Regions from separate parts of the Homo sapiens genome. Here all the other regions are linked to region 4. The links are chromatin contacts, found by Hi-C or POLR2A ChIA-PET in ENCODE. All regions are on one chromosome and are shown on one strand. The core of a region is the stretch at or near the end of the contact, and the rest is flanking DNA. Distances in the headings are between cores, read along the strand shown. Region 1 holds the start of NUP160 (nucleoporin 160). Region 2 holds the start of DGKZ (diacylglycerol kinase zeta). Region 3 holds the start of CELF1 (CUGBP Elav-like family member 1). Region 4 holds the start of CSTPP1 (centriolar satellite-associated tubulin polyglutamylase complex regulator 1).

Evidence for each region. A loop is a pair of places that touch in the nucleus more often than their neighbours do. ChIA-PET counts read pairs that join two places held with the same protein, here RNA polymerase II (POLR2A). Pooled maps may share reads with other maps.
Region 1: a map of B cell shows a loop between it and region 4 (13-fold over the local background). The contact joins the promoter of NUP160 here to the promoter of CSTPP1 in region 4. A Hi-C loop is called at or near these places in 3 of 168 maps with a recorded cell type or tissue (B cell, CD8-positive, alpha-beta T cell and naive thymus-derived CD4-positive, alpha-beta T cell), 1 of 37 single-sample maps with no recorded cell type and 10 of 50 pooled maps. POLR2A ChIA-PET finds 5 or more read pairs at or near these places in 1 of 52 experiments (activated CD8-positive, alpha-beta memory T cell).
Region 2: a map of CD8-positive, alpha-beta T cell shows a loop between it and region 4 (6-fold over the local background). The contact joins the promoter of DGKZ here to the promoter of CSTPP1 in region 4. A Hi-C loop is called at or near these places in 3 of 168 maps with a recorded cell type or tissue (CD8-positive, alpha-beta T cell and psoas muscle) and 9 of 50 pooled maps.
Region 3: a loop to region 4 is called in a map of B cell, with 4 times the contacts of the local background. The contact joins the promoter of CELF1 here to the promoter of CSTPP1 in region 4. A Hi-C loop is called at or near these places in 2 of 168 maps with a recorded cell type or tissue (B cell and CD8-positive, alpha-beta T cell), 1 of 37 single-sample maps with no recorded cell type and 8 of 50 pooled maps.

Annotation. Positions count from the first base shown.
Region 1 is chr11:47,846,155-47,850,172 of GRCh38, forward strand. It overlaps NUP160 (nucleoporin 160), which reads right to left and starts at 2,196. Exons shown (of 36, transcript NM_015231.3): 1 at 2,065-2,196; 2 at 1,694-1,805. The coding sequence starts at 2,164. RefSeq lists an enhancer at 2,134-2,693.
Region 2 is chr11:46,345,914-46,348,851 of GRCh38, forward strand. DGKZ (diacylglycerol kinase zeta) reads left to right here and starts at 1,550. Exons shown (of 31, transcript NM_001199267.2): 1 at 1,550-1,907. The coding sequence starts at 1,747. RefSeq lists enhancers at 283-352, 423-472, 2,376-2,938 and silencers at 1,257-1,736, 1,837-1,886, 1,849-2,062, 2,699-2,858.
Region 3 is chr11:47,550,075-47,554,458 of GRCh38, forward strand. CELF1 (CUGBP Elav-like family member 1) reads right to left here and starts at 3,058. Exons shown (of 15, transcript NM_001376376.1): 1 at 2,918-3,058. RefSeq lists enhancers at 1,270-1,945, 2,621-3,296 and silencers at 2,644-2,733, 2,804-3,333.
Region 4 is chr11:46,934,933-46,938,983 of GRCh38, forward strand. It overlaps CSTPP1 (centriolar satellite-associated tubulin polyglutamylase complex regulator 1), which reads left to right and starts at 1,829. Exons shown (of 9, transcript NM_024113.5): 1 at 1,829-1,919. The coding sequence starts at 1,874. RefSeq lists an enhancer at 1,687-1,896.

The sequences.
Region 1 (4,018 bases), core at 946-3,445, 910 kb after region 4:
AGCAGAAAGAAAAAAAAATTTTTTTTGTAGAAATGGGGTCTTGAACTCCCGGCCTCAAGAGATCCTCCCACCTCAGCCCCCCAAAGTGCTGGGATTACAGGTGTGAGCCACTGTGCCCAGCCAAAATATTTAATTAAATGAAATTTGTATCTCTAACATAAAGTCACTCTTTTGAGCCTTAGACCTGTAAACTTCAATGCCTACTTGACATTTCCAAAGGGCTGCTCCCCAGGTACTTCAAATTTACTATGTCCAATAGAATTATTCATATCTATCCAAAATCCATCTTCCGGGTATCTCTGTAAATGGCAACCCCTCCCCACTCACATCTGGTTAGTCACATGAGACACCAGGGAGCTGTCCTTGTTCTCTCTTCTTTTACCATCCCTTACCCCATATTCAATCCACCACCAAGCCCTAGTGAATCTATCTTCCAAAGGTATCTTGAATCCATCTACTTTTCTATTTCTAGTCATTCCCACAATTGAGCCACCAGCAACCCTTACTTGGGCCATGATAAAAGCAAAATTTTTTTTGTATTATACCCATCTAATCCAAATCCACTTTCCACAAAGTAGACTGAGATCTTCTAAAAATACATTTAAAAAAATTTAGATTCAGGGGTACATGTGCAGGTTTGTTACATGAGTATATTGTGTGTATATTCCTATATACATGAGGTTTGGGCTTCTGATGATCCTGCCGCCCAAGTTGTGAACACAGTATCCGATAGGTTTTCCAACCTTTGCTCCCCTCCCTCCCTCCTTTTGGAATCCCTAGTGTTAACTGTTCCCATCCAAAAATGCAATTTTGATGTTAGTAACTCTTTAAAAATCTTTCAATTATTACTCAATGTACTTAGGATAAAATCCAAAAATCCTTAAAAATGGCCTAAGGGTCCCTCATGGTCCGAGTCCTGCCTACCTCTCCAGCCTCAGTATCTCACATCACTTTCTGTTTTACCCACTGCACTTAAGCCACACAGATCTTTGGTCAGTTCCAAACCCGCCACATTCTTTCCACTTCATGACCTTTGCATATGGTGATCCTACTTGCTGGACTCCTCTCTGTCCACTCCCCATGCCTGGCTAACCTCGTGTCCTTTAGATCTCAGGGTAACTGTGAATTCCTTAAAGCCTTTCCCTGCCCCACTAATTATATTTGGTCCTCTTATTAGCCTCTCATAACCCGTATATTTTTCCTCTAGGGCAAGTTTTCCTCCAAAAAATTTCCCCATGAAAAGTGGGTCTACATCTATTCTGACATTGCTACAACGTCTTGCATGATGAAAATTGCAGTTTTGTTCATTTCGTCCTGGTACCTAGCACAATGCCTGACATATTGAAGCTCGAACGTATTTGTACAATGAAGGAAGCTGTAAAGCACTATAAAAACATAACGGGTTCATGTTTAAAATTGGTCTTATGGGCTTTATTCCCCTAAGCTACATTTCCTCTGCTTCTGGTGTTGCTTGGTGTATGTGTGTGTGGGGGTGGGGGGGGGGAGGGGGAGAGGTATCTCTTCTAGAACTCTGTGTCTCAGTTTTCCCGATTCTGATACGAACTGAAAAAACAATCTTTCTCTTTCCCTAAGTGTCAATTACCGCTTCTAGAATAGCACTTTGGGTACAGCGACGAAAATTTATACACCAAACCCTACCTTCCAGGGGAGTTTGGCGAACCACAACACTTACCAATGAATGAACCTGTTTCTGGTTACGGAGAACAACTTGCCACTCTCCACGTAGTAAAAGCCTCCCGCGCTTTCACTGTATTTTACGGCGCCAGCCACGGCATTTGCAGTCCCTGCAAAATGAACGTGGTCAGCCTGCACACGCGTCTTCTGAGAAATGACAGGGACTAAGGGAGCTGACAAAGCAGAGAGTGACAGACTGACAACCCATACAAAGAAAAGAGGAAAACGTCGGACATCAAGGAATCTCTGATCCCGGGGCTAGAGGCATGTGGACTCAGGAGGATGAAACAGGGCGTCAGGGACCCTGGGACCCATGAGAGGAGCCCGAGGGGACAGATGGGATCGCACCCTCCCTGGCCATTTCCGTACCAATGCTGCAGACTGTGAATTCCCGAAAGTGCCTCGGCCTTTCGCGCTCAGCTCCGCTTAGCTCCACGAAGCTCCGTTCCAGGGCTCCCGCCGCCGCCATCTTCCCGCCGTCGCCGCGACGCCCAACGGAACAAAGGCAGGGCCGCGCGGTCGCCGTCACTTCCGGGGGTGGGGCGGGCGGAGCTGCGGACAGGTGAAGCATTCCGGGAGCAGAAAGGCGGCTCCGGCCCTTCGTTGCGAGGCTTCCACCGGGAGAATGAGGGTGGGCAGCGAGGAATCCAGAAGAGAAGGGGGCAGGGGAGGCAGACTCTATCTGCGGGAACCTTCCAGTGGCCGGCTGGAACGCCTCCGGAGGGCGGTGCTCTTTTCTCAGCGGCCGCAGGGCAGGGGGCGGGGCCGGGTTTGTTTCTGTTTCTAAAACGCGGGGCTCAGTCGACCAGGAGGGGCGAGGTCCGGGGAGTCCCGGCCTTTCGGCGTCCTCTGCCGGATCCCGGGTTTATGGTCACCTCTCCCTCGGTTAGGGTGTCCGTCTGTAAATCTTTGGCGATCCTCCCTTCGCTCTTCAGTGGCGACACTTGGGATGGCGGGGTGAGGAAGGGGTAGTGAGGGAAAGGCCTTTGGTTTTGGTCTTTCCCCTCCCCAAGAGACTGTATTCGTGTATTCCTGTATAATGAAACGTAATGTGGTAAACCTTGGTGCTGCCACTTGCTGAGGTTACCTGAGTGCTACTCACTTGGATACGTGAAAGGAATTTGCCATTCCTTCCACCCGTGATCTTGCACTTGGCTGTCAATGCAGTAAGGGCCCATAGTGGGTGTTTAGAAGATATTGTGGGAGTAGATGTTCAAAATCGAGGAAAATGCTAATCTCCAGCGGGGAAGGTTTTGTTCCTTAGTGATAGCCAATAGAAGTTAAAGCACTTCTATTACCAGTGACCACAACCATTCCCTGTCATTCTCCGTTTCATTTATCTGGTTCCGACCATCATTTTCTATCTTTCCACTTCACTCCCTCTGGGACACCAACTTTGGCAGTGCAGTCCCCTCATTCTACCTGGAATCCATTGTTCTACAAAATCTTCACTGTCCCACACTTCTTTGGTGTTTCTTTCTTATCCTGAATACCATTAAATTACTTCATTGCCTAACTCTTCATCGGTAAAAACTACAACTTCGACTACATTCAAATCTGTAGCTGAACATGACTGGAGAAAACTATACACCCGGGTCGGGCGTGGCTCCCAGCATTTTGGGAGGCCAAGGCGTGAGGATCACTTGAGGTCAGGAGTCCGAGACCAGCCTGGCCAACATGGTGAAACCCGGTCTCTACCAAAAATAGAAAAATTAGCCGGGCGCGGTGGCTCACGCCTGTAATCCCAGCGCTCTGGGAGGCAGAGGTGGGTGGATCACGAGGTAAGGAGTTTCAGACCAACCTGGCCAACATGGTGAAACCCTGTCTCTATTAAAGATACAAAAAATTAGCCGGGCATGGTGGTGCACGCCTGTAATCCCAGCTACTCGGGAGGCTGAGGCAGGAGAATCGCTTGAACCTGGGAGGTGGAGGTTGCAGCGAGCCAAGATCGCGCCACTGCACTCCAGCCTGGGTGACAAAGCGAGACTGTCTCAAAAAAAAAAAAAAAAAGAAGAAAGAAAAAAAGAAAAATTAGCTGGGCATGATGGTGCGCTCATGTAATCCCGGCTACTTGGGAAGCTGAGGCAGGAGAATCGCTTGAACCCGGAAGGTGGAGGTTACAGTGAGCCAAGATCTCGCCGTTGCACTCCAGCCTGGGCAACAAGAGCGAAACTCCGTCTCAAAAAAAGAAAAGAAAGAAAACAGAAAACTATACACCCATACTGACATGCCTCCCTGTAACTCCATCAGGACCATGTACCTTGAGTGGGCCCATAATGCTGCCCAGCAAACACATTGTATTTGCCTTCTCCATTTACTGTTC
Region 2 (2,938 bases), core at 300-2,799, 590 kb before region 4:
AGTTGCCTCTGATCTCTTCTCTCAGAGCTTGGAGTAAGAGCCATTGGGAAACTTCCCCAAAAGGACCCATGCACCCCAGAGGCCAGTTGTCAGGCATACTTGGGGATTGATCTGCCCTCCTCCTGGCCACCCTGGCACCAGCTGCTGGCTGGAGGGCTGGAGCCCCACCTCCCTGATCAGACCTTCTCCCAACTTGCAGGAAACTGGGAGAGGGTTCTGGGCCTCGGGGTGCTGGTTCTTCCTCAAAATCACAGGCTTGTCCGCAGGTCACAGCCCTAAGCATTGGCTATTTGCGGCTGACTAAGGCTGGAAAACGGGCTGCCAGAACCCAAGAGGGGAGGATGAAAGCGAAGGTGACACAGGATGTGGCTTGGCAGAGAGGCGTGCACACAGAAGTAGTGGGCAGCTGGTGTGGGCAGCAGGGTGGTAGGGTTTGGGGAGGTGGAAGACCATGCTTCCCAGCTCCTGGCCTCCCTTCGTCAGCCCTGCGGGGGCCATCAGAAACAGCCCCGGTGTGTGTGATGGCTGTGCCCCTACAGGTGACTGCTTGGGTTCCAATTGCTCTCATTTCTGGAGGGGGACGGCCTCGGCTGCATTGTGGGGTGTCTTTGTGTGTGCATGTGAGGTATATTTCTGGATGGGAGTGTGTGCATATGCACACACATACATATGTGTGAGGGATGTGGCAACCGGTAACCATTGTCCTGGGAGTATTTGTATGTAGGAGAAAGGTGTGTGTTCTGTGTGGGCATGTGTGCTTGTGAATGGGAGTGTGGTACCTGTTGTCCTTCTGTGTATTTGTGAGTGTGTAAGGGCTGTGCAGGTGATTCCCGTAGCATATGAGATCTATAGGTTCTGTTGAATACTATGTCAGGAAAATGCGATGTGTTGGGCCTGGGTGAGAAGGTTGGAAACCATTGTGAATAGCTGTGGAAGGATGACTTTGTAGGAGAAACTTGTGAGTTCTTTGTTGGTGTGTGTGCGAGTCATTAAGTGACTTTGGTCACTGAGTGCGAGAGGCTGGGGTGGGAAGTGTTCGTTTAAGTAATGAGTGGGCATAATTGTGTAAGGGATGTGTTTGTTCTGCGTGCATGGGGAGCACTGTGTGACTTTTGTTCCCCTGGGTGCGATTTGGGGGAGCCAAGGAGGTATGGGTGGAGATTGTGAGTGGCTATGAGTAGGGTGTGCGAGAGCGGAGGGGAGGTGGTGACAGCAGCCCTCGCGAGTGTACACTTGTGAGCGTGCAGTTGTTTGGTAGCGGAGGGATCGGGGGAGGAAAGATGCGCGTCTGGATGCGCGCAGTGCGAGTGTGCCAGGCCGGGAGATTCAGTCCCATCCAGGCGGGCCGGGCCGGGCTGGGGGCAGGGCTTTCTGCTGCCCCGCCCATTCGTCGCCCCGCCCCTCGGACCGCCCCAGCGGGCTGCAGCGCAGCGGGCGTCCGGCAGAGGGCGCTGCGGGCCCGGTGCCACCGTGCGGCCGAGGGGGCGTGCTCGGCGGCGGGCAGGCAGCGGCCCGGCCAGCTATGCGGGGTCCTGCGGCCGCGGCTGGCGGCACTTCCTGGAGCGGCGGCGGCAGCGGCTTCCCGGGCACCTGGGCGTGGGGAGCGGGGGCGCGCGGCGCGGGGCGGGCGGAGCGAGCGCGCGCCATGGAGGTGGCGGGCGGCGCGGAGCGGGCGTGCTGAGCCCCGGCCGCCGGCCCGGCATGGGCGTCTCCCGCGGGCCCTCCGCCGGCCGGGGCTAGGGCCGGATGGAGCCGCGGGACGGTAGCCCCGAGGCCCGGAGCAGCGACTCCGAGTCGGCTTCCGCCTCGTCCAGCGGCTCCGAGCGCGACGCCGGTCCCGAGCCGGACAAGGCGCCGCGGCGACTCAACAAGCGGCGCTTCCCGGGGCTGCGGCTCTTCGGGCACAGGTGAGCGGGGCGGCGGCGGGGCAGGCACCGAGGCACCGGCAGGTTACCGCTCCCTCACCGGGGGACATTCCTCGGCCACTGGGGGTCCGGGCCACTTCGGTACTGACACTGAGTCGGGGAGAGGCTGGCACCGGCGGCACGAGCCGTCTTGGCGTGGGCACCCACTGGGAGTCATCCCCCAGGGCCGGGACACGGGCGGGATCGGTCGGCTTGGCACTGTCACCGGGTGGGGGTCATTCCCTGGCACCGGCAGTCTAGTGCGCCTCATGTGTAGTACCGTGGGAGGATCGGCTCCCAACCCTCCAGCAGGAAGATGGAATCACCCCAGCCCCCGGCACAAGCAGGTTGGGCCCCCAGGACTGGTCACCCACGCCTTCTTGGCACTGATAGAACAGGGCCTCTCTGAGCCTCCTGGCACCACTGAGGTGGGGATCACACCGCCCTTTGGACTTTCGTGGGACCAGGTTGCCTACCATCACTGCGTGGCATCTGCAGAACGTAGCCCCGTTGATACCGTCACCACACATGGCTTGTCCCCAAGCTCTGGTCACTGGTTTAATTGTTTAACATGTTAAGCTTCTCCTTGGGGTTGGGGGTGCCTGATCATCTGCCCTACCTTGCTCTTAATTAGCAGAGAGACCCCAGCCCATCCCTCTGCTAGGCAGGCAGCATGTCTCCCTCTACCCTCTTCCAGCCCATGCTGGGAAAGGGATGGGGTGGGCTGGAGTCTGGAATCTGCTGGCTGTTCAAGCTTCATCTTGCCCCCTCCCCCAGCACTCCAAATGTCACCATCTTGTGCCTGTGACAGAGCTTTGACCAGGACTCTAGCGGGGAACCGGGGGGAGAGTGTGGAAAGACTGAGTGCAGGCAGTTCATGGCAAGTGTGCTGCTCTTGGTCGTGAGCCGCTGCCTGCCCTGGTAGCCGTGGTGTAAGGTAAGGGACGTGAGGCCCCAGGAGTACCTGACCTGGCTCCCTGCGCTTCTTCCTGACCGAGCCTTGCCCTTCCCTGGTGGCCAAGGAGCTTGTAGCC
Region 3 (4,384 bases), core at 1,808-4,307, 620 kb after region 4:
AAAGTGCTGGGATTACAGGTGTGAGCCACTGCGCCCAGCCAATTTTGTGTTTTTAACCACAATTTTAAAATGTAGGCCAGGCTCAGTGGCTCACATCTGTAATCCGAAGTTCAAAACCAGCCTGGGCAAAACAGTGACACCCTGTCTCTACAAAAACAAACAAACAAAAAAAAACACCGGGTACGGTGGCTTACACCTATAATCCTAGTACTTTGGGAGGCTGAGGTGGGCAGATCACCTGAGGTCAGGAGTTCTAGATCGGCCTGGCCAACATGGTGAAACCCCATCTCTACTAAAAATACAAAAACCCTCTGGGCGCAGTGGTGGGCGCCTGTAATCACAGCTACTCGGGAGGCTGAGGCAGGAGAACTGCTTGAGCCCGGGGGACAGGGTGTGCAGTGAGCACTCCAGTATGGTTGACAGAGCAAGACTCCATGGCGGGGTTGGGGGGGACCGGACCCACATCACAAAACTGTGACTAAGATAAGCCTATTTTGGGAAGATAGGCATTTCTATAGCATATGAAAAGGATGGGCAAGATAAAGACCCAATATTTAACAATCATCTCTGAGTGGTGGCACTATGGGTGAGTTTCTTCATTTTTTGACTTACCTGTTTTTTTTTTATAGTGAATCTGTAACTTCTGTATTAAGAAAAATACACGGAAGTCTTTAGAAAAAAATCATTTTGGCTAAAAACTTCACTGTCTGCCTATTACATCATGGGTATTTCACCATGTTACTGAAGCTGAACTAATACCATGTGAGACAGATGCTGTTTCTTTCATTTTGCAGGTGCGAATAAACTGAGGAGCAGAACAGTTGAGTGACTTGCCAAGGTTGTGTAACCAGTAAATGACAGAGCAAGCATTACAATCCAGGCCTAGTTCTAACTTCAATTCAGGGTCCTTTCCCATTTCATTACACCTCAAAGGGAAGATTGCATTATTACTCGTGATATTGTTTAAAAAAAAAAAAAACATAACCTTGGGCAAGTAAGTCACTTAATTTCTAGGGCCCTCAGTTTCCTCATCCAAAAAGTGAAGGGGTTCTAGAAAAGATATTCCATCTCTAACAGCCCCTCTTGCTACCAGATCTTAAGTCTAGATAGCACAATCTCTAAAGAAAACCCTGGGTTTTCTTTAAAGGGGTCAGAATGAATGGTTGAATAGAAGTTGAGGCCTGTGATCTGGGCCAAAGGCCATTCTTAATGGAAACAGGTGGTGGACTGTCATGAGGAAAGAACCACTAGGGGAACCATAACCTTCCTGGTTAAAGCAACAACTGAAAGCTCCAGCTTTGCTTTACCAACAGTGCTGCTTCAATCTTGGCTAACTCATGATCAGAAACCACATACTAGGTAAGTAAAGCCTGAAGAATATAAAAATTAACATGAGAAGAAAATCACTGTAGCAACAGTTTGTGCATGCTATTGTAATTCCATGATTTTCTAAGTGGACTCTTTAATGCTAAAACAGAAAGGGTGATTCTATATTGAGACGCCTTCATTCTCACCAAGGATTAATAGAGAGGCTGAAACTTCCAAAGCGCTTGGAGAGAAGCTACACTTGTGGGCAAGGGGAAAGCATCCAATTAAAGCCTTCCCAATTCATGGGTAATCAAAGACAGTGAAAAGAACTTTAAAAGGTGAAGTTCCGGGCGGGGGCGGTGGCTCACGCCTGTAATCCCCAGCACTCTGGGAGGTCGAGGCGGGTGGATCACCCGAGGTCAGGAGTTCGAGACCATCCAGCCTGATCAACATGGTGAAACCCCGTCTATACTAAAAATACGAAAATTAGCCAGGCCTGGTGGCACATGCCTGTAATCCCAGCTACTTGGGAGGCTGAGGCAGGAGAATTGCTTGAACCTGGGGAGGTTGCAGTGAGCCGAGATAGCGCCACTGCACTCCAGCCTAAGCAACAAGAGCGAAACTCCGTCTTAAAAAAAAAAAAAAAAAAGATGAAGTTCTTGTAAAAGATTCATTATTTGTAACCTCTTACACTGCACACATTATAAAGCATTTCATGCTCTTTAAAACTGTTATACAGCCTTTTTACTCGAAGGTAATAAACCTACAGCTCTCTCCTGGCGAGAAAGAGATTCCATTTTGCGGAAACAGATTCCAGTCAAAATCTTACCACATTCCCCTCAACTATGGGTATGAGCCTAAACCAATGAGAAGCTCCTTGGTGCATGTGTAATGGTCTCCAAGAATTACAACAACATCCTACCCGGAGGACCACAACCACGACACCACTGGCTTTAAAATCAAAGCCTGGTCCCTAGCGAAGAAAGCGCTTTAATGTGCTCCTCCCGCTCCCGGGTGCGAGATTCCTGCCCAGCTACTAGGCCACGACTGGGTGAGCACCTGATGTGGGGGGAGGGCGAGCCAAGGCCGTAGCGGATCTGGGGCGAGGAACGAGGGGCTCTCGAGGCTCGGGAAAAGCGCTGCCTTCTAGGGGCGCGGACCCTTCGGCACCCACAGGAGTGGACACTAAGAACACGTGAGACGACAGGGGCAGAGATGGGGTGTCCCGGGCAGGTAGCCTGGGTCCAGCACGGCAGCCAGAAAGACGAGGAAAACGGAGCTGGCCCTGGGCAGGGCACGAGGCCTCTGAGCCTAGAGAGTGAAGGTAAAGGGCGCGGGGAGAGGAAGCAAAGCCACGAGGAGGGCGGGTCTCCCTGGGCGCGGGGGCACGCGCTGGGCAAACGCGACAGGACCCGGGGAGCCGGGGACCCCGACATGCAGGAGGAGATCGCAGCCCTACCCCAGGACGCAGGGAACGAGAAAAGGCCGCGCCCGGAGGGCCCTGTGACCCGCGGCCTCCCTAACCGGACCCGCCCCGCGGCGCCTCCCTCTTGCCTTTTTTCCCCTCCCTCCCTCCCGCGGCCCGTTATCCTGCGGCCGCAGCACTCACCAGCGGCTGCACCTGAGCCTGCCGCTGCCTCAGTTGCTGCCTGCGCCTCCGCAGCCGCCGCCGCCGCCTCGCTGCTGAGGCCGAATCCCGGGGGAGCCTCCGCGTCCCGCCGCCGCTGCCGCTGCCGCCAGAGCAGAACACCCCAAAATGGCGGCACTTCCGGCACCTACCACCGGCGGGGAGGGCAGAGGAGGAGGGGGAGCGCGGCGAGGGGGAACGTATCACCGCGGCGCCGCCCGCAGCGCCGATGCGAGCGGAGCGCGGCGTAGGGGCGGGCCGAGCGCCGGGCGCTGCAGCGCCCCCTCGGGCTGGGAAGTGGAGGAGCAGCCGCACCTAAGCCCCTGGGGCCGCGGGCGGAGCCCTCAACCTAGGGAGCTGCAGGGGCGCATCTCTTTGTCTCCGATCCCTACTGGAGGGAAGAGCCAGGCCTGGGAATCTGAAGTTCTCGACTCCGCCCATCGCACCCACAGGAGCTCTAGATGACCCTGGTGGGCAAGGAGGCACCCCTACTGGGCACTGAATAGGAGCATAATAAGATATTTGTTGAATAAATGGATGAGTGAGTGACTGGTGCTTGGCCAGCGTTGGGCACATGGCACGCCCCTTTTTGCCCCAGCAGACAAGCAACAGCATCCAGGCCTTCCTTCTTTGCTGGGATGTGAATATGTGTGTTCCAAGTGCAGGGAGTGCTTTTTAGCAAGATAATCAGTGTGAACGCACAACCTGGCAACGATCGCTGCGACATAAGGAAGTTCACAAAGATTCTATTAAGAGACCGATTGCCCAGCCATAACCTGCTTTTACCGAAAAAAAAATATATATATATATTTTTTTTTCTTAACTCAGGTTAGGTCTCTAAAGACTTCCTCCTGAGTTACTCTGGAATCCCTGGGTCTAGATGGAACGCAAGCAGTACAATTTGTTGTTGTTGTTGTTGTTGTTTAAGCCAACATTTATTCCTAGGTTCCAGACCTTGTGAGGCAGTTAAATGCAGATTAAGAAAGAAAACTTTGTTCTGGAAGCTTTTGGCCCCATCAACATGCAAATAACTCATGGGATGGTTTCTCTCTAACATCATCTGGCTTCCCAGAGAATATAATTTTTATACCCACAAATACTGATTATATCCTACCTTACCACAAACAACAAGTGGGCTTCCAAGCAGAAGCCTCAAGGGTTTTCCTCTTTCGCCTTTGGGGGGGAAAAAAACTAACCAGAGTTTTTCTGGTACCATATAGTCCTTAAATTGTACATGATCATATTCCCTAATTGTACTGGGTAGTTTTATATACATTCATAATGCTGATATATGATCTTGTTCTTGTTAATAGTTTTATGTGTAGTTGACTGAAAACATCCTATATTTATAGACCATTATAGCTTACAGAATGTTGTCACAAATATTACCATATATTTGCTGCTATAGGTTGTAGAAATGTTTCAAGCAGAGAGTCTGTCTCCTTTTGT
Region 4 (4,051 bases), core at 579-3,078:
ACAGGCGTGCGCCACCACGCCTGGCTAATTTTTGTATTTTTAGTAGAGATGGGGTTTCTCCATATTGGCCAGGCTGGTCTCGAACTCCTGAACTCGTGATCCGCCCACCTCAGCAGAAAGTTTTTATGAGGACAAATAAGATTATTTGCAAATAGCTACAAGTTGCTTGGGAATAAAGTAAAATTATCACTTAATAATTACTATGGTATTACCTTATTAATAAAATAGTAAAAAGCCACAGTTATGGAACATATGAACCTCCCATAACCTCAAGCTAGATGGGGGAAGCAGATAAGAAGGCAATTAAAAAAAAATCAGATTTGCTGGACTTCACACCAAATACCAAATTAGTAAATTTGCCTCAAGACACTAAGCCCTGCTCCTACTTTGGCTCTGTCCTTTTAACCTCACCACATCCAAACTTAGAGTGACTCACAGGAGCCTAGAATTGAGACACATATACAATTTTAAGGGAAAGCAAGAATTAGGAGGTTTGAGGCTCCTTACTGGAGGACGCTAAGAATAGGCCACTCGGAACACAAAGAGAAGAACCTCCTCTTTCCTTTTCCTCCCAGTGTAGGTGGTCTACTGGTTTCCCAGTCATTCCTTTGATAGCTTGATTTTGTTTTCTTTGTCTCTTTTTCACAAACCTCACCTTGTTGGAGGGGGAGGGCACTAAAAAAGTGAGGACAGAGTGGCTTTTTCTGCTATGTCTGAACTGTGTCTAGTGCTACAGATCTCTGACCTGTTGTCAGGAGTGGAGAGGGGCGAAAAGAAATATTTAGGAACTTGAAAACCAGTGAATATTCTCTTAAAGAAGAAGTGAGCAATTGGGCATATAGGGAAAAAAATCTAACTGGTGTCCTCGTTTCTGCAGCCCCTCTCCCTCAAGAAGAGCAATGTCTTGGTAGGAAAAAGGAAAGACACCTGGGAAAGGTACCAAATAGTAAGGGCTAGGAATAGAAAGAAGAACCAAAGATAAAAAGGAATTGAGCCTGGGCGCGGTGGCTCACGCCTGTAATCCCAGCACTTTGGGAGGCCTGAGGCAGGCGGATCACCTGAGGTCGGCGGATCACCTGAGGTCAAGAGTTTGCAGACCAGCCTCGCCAACATGGTGAAACCCCATCTCTACTAAAAACACAAAAAATTAGCCAGGCGGAGTGGCGGGCGCCTGTAATCCCAGCTACTTGGGAGGCTGAGGCAGGAGAATCGCTTGAACCCGGGAGGCGCTGGTTGCAATGAACCGAGATCACGCTACTGCACTCCAGCCTGGGCGACTGAGTGAGAATTGAGAAGAAATGGCAATTAGTTCAGAGGACTTAATGAGTACCTTTTGTGTGTCCAGCCGTCATAGGCAGAAAAGACACATCTCTGACCTCTAGAAGCATCCAGGGTATATGCATACGTAAGCACTTTGTAGCAATTTAAGATAGTAAATACCAAAGAGATAAAAATAGCTAATGGGATACTAAGTGTTTATGGGGGCCAAAGGGCGGGGGCTATTACTGAGTTAGGATAAACAGTGTATAAAAGCAGGGATAGTTATGAAATTCAGAAACTGCGTATATGGGCGGCTGACAGTAATTCTTCGACACTGGGAAACATAACGGATTCAAAAGAATTCTTCATCTCAGATTCCTCTAAAACCAAGTCTTCAAGAATGGGAGTCCAAAGAAACCTGGACCATCGTGAAGCGACTGCCCCCGGAACTTGAGTGGCCAGCTCCACTTTGCGACACGGAGACTGTTTGTGTGACACCTCCTCCAGCTCCCGTCCCCCTTCCGCCGCGTGGGTGCCATGGCAACGGAGAGAGACGGCAACCTGGGTTCCGGAAGCCGGAGAGCTGGAGCTTTGAAGCCACCCCGGTCAAAGGATGCTGAGTCCGGAGCGCCTAGCCCTACCGGACTACGAGTATCTGGGTAGGAACCCCCTTTAACTTTGGGGAGGGAAAGACGTGCAGACGAATTAGGCCAGGGTCTGGGAGGAGGCGGGGGCGGGGTCTGAGTGGGATCGGGTCCGGGTGGTATGGGGAGGGGCGGAGAGGCGGGGGTTCCAGGGCCTGAGCCTGTAAGGCCGAGCAGGAAGGAAAAAAGCACCTGGGAAGTAAAGAATGTTTGAAGTGTAGGGGCTGGAACTCAGGCAATGTGGATTGTGTTCAAATGGGTCAGGTTGGCGTTGAGGATTTGGGGCCCTGTTGGGGTATTATTGATATGCTGGTAGTGGAGTAAGAATAACCTTGGAACCTCAAGTGCCAAATCAGTCAGCGAACATTTCGAGCTTTTCTTTTTCATTAGGCACTGTGCTAAGCATTTTTCATGCATCATTCTTCATTTGAATTTCTCAACAGCCCTAGGAGGAATTACCGTGTTTTCTTCCAGTTTTGCAGGTGGAGAAACTGGGGCTGAAGAGGTAACTTGCGTTAAGTTAGGCCACACAGCTAGAAAATGGTAGCGCTAGGATCAGAACCGGATTTGCCCACTCCAACAGAACTTGAGATATTGACTTGGCTCTTGAGCTAAGACTGTATATGTAGTACTTTGTTGAGCATCTTTAGTGTATAAGGCATTTAATGAATGAAAAAAGGCACACACACGCATAGATATGTACACACACACACATATGCACACAATACACATTTTATTTTATTTTATTTTTGAGACGGAGTCTAGCTCTGTCGCCCGGGCTGGAGTGCAGTGGCGCGATCTTGGCTCACTGCAAGCTCCGCCTCCCGGGTAGCTGGGACTACAGGCGCCCGCCACCTCGCCCGGCTACTTTTTTGTATACTTAATAGAGACGGGGTTTCACCGTGTTAACCAGGATGGTCTCGATCTCCTGACCTCGTGATCTGCCCGCCTCAGCCTCCAAAAGTGCTTGGATTACAGGCGTGAGCCACCGCGCCCGGCCACAATACACATTTTAAATAATTCATAGACTTTTATTTTTTTAAAGACGTTTTGTTTTGTTTTGTTTTGTTTTTTGAGACAGAGTTTCTCTCCTGTTGCCCAGGCTGGAGTACACTGCAACCTCTGCCTCCCGGATTCAAGCGATTCTCCTGCCTCAGCCTCCCGAGTAGTTGAGATTACAGGCATGCGCCACCACGCCAGGTTAATTTTATATTTTTAGTAGAGACGGGGTTTCACCATGTTGGTCAGGCTGGTCTCAAACTCCTGACCTCAGGTGATCCGCCCACCTCGGCCTCCCAAAGTGTTGGGATTACAGGCGTGAGCCACTGCACATGGCGAGAAGTTTTAAGTTTACAGAAAATTGAGCAGATAGTACGGCGAGTTCCCATATACCTTGGGTCTCCCTCACTCACAGTTTCCGCTATTATTTACATCTTGCATTAGTGTGGTACATTTGTTACAATGGATAAACATATATATTTATAATATATAATAATATATTATATATTATTATTATTATATAGATATATTATTATAGATACATATTATTAACTAAAGTCCATAGTTTACATTAGGGTTCTTTGTGTTGTTCAGTTCTGTGGGTTTTGATAAATGCATGTCATGTATTCACCATTCCATTATCATACAGAATAGTTTCACTGTCCTGAAAAATCCCCTGTGCTCCACCTATTGATCCTTCTCCCTCCCCCTGCAGCCCTTGCCAACCACTGATCTTATGGTCTCTAAAGTTTTGCCTTTTCCAGAATATCATGTAGTTGGAGTCATACAGTGTGTAAATTTTTCAGATGGGCTTCTTTAACTTAGCAGTAAGCATTTAAGTTTCCTCCATGTCTTTCTGTGGCATGATAACTCATTTCTTTTTATTTCTGAATAATATTCCATTGTATGGATGTACCATGCACATCTTTTTTTTTTTTCTTCTTCTTTTTTTTTTTTTTTGAGACAATGTCTGGCACTGTCACTCAGGCTGGAGTGCAGTGGCACTATCACGGCTCACTGCAGCCTCAACCTCCGGGCTCAAGTGATCCTGCTACCTCAGCCTTCCAAGTAGCTGGGACTACAGGCACATGCCACCATCCCTGGTTAATTTTTTAATTTTTTGTAGAGAAAGAGTCTCACTATGTTGT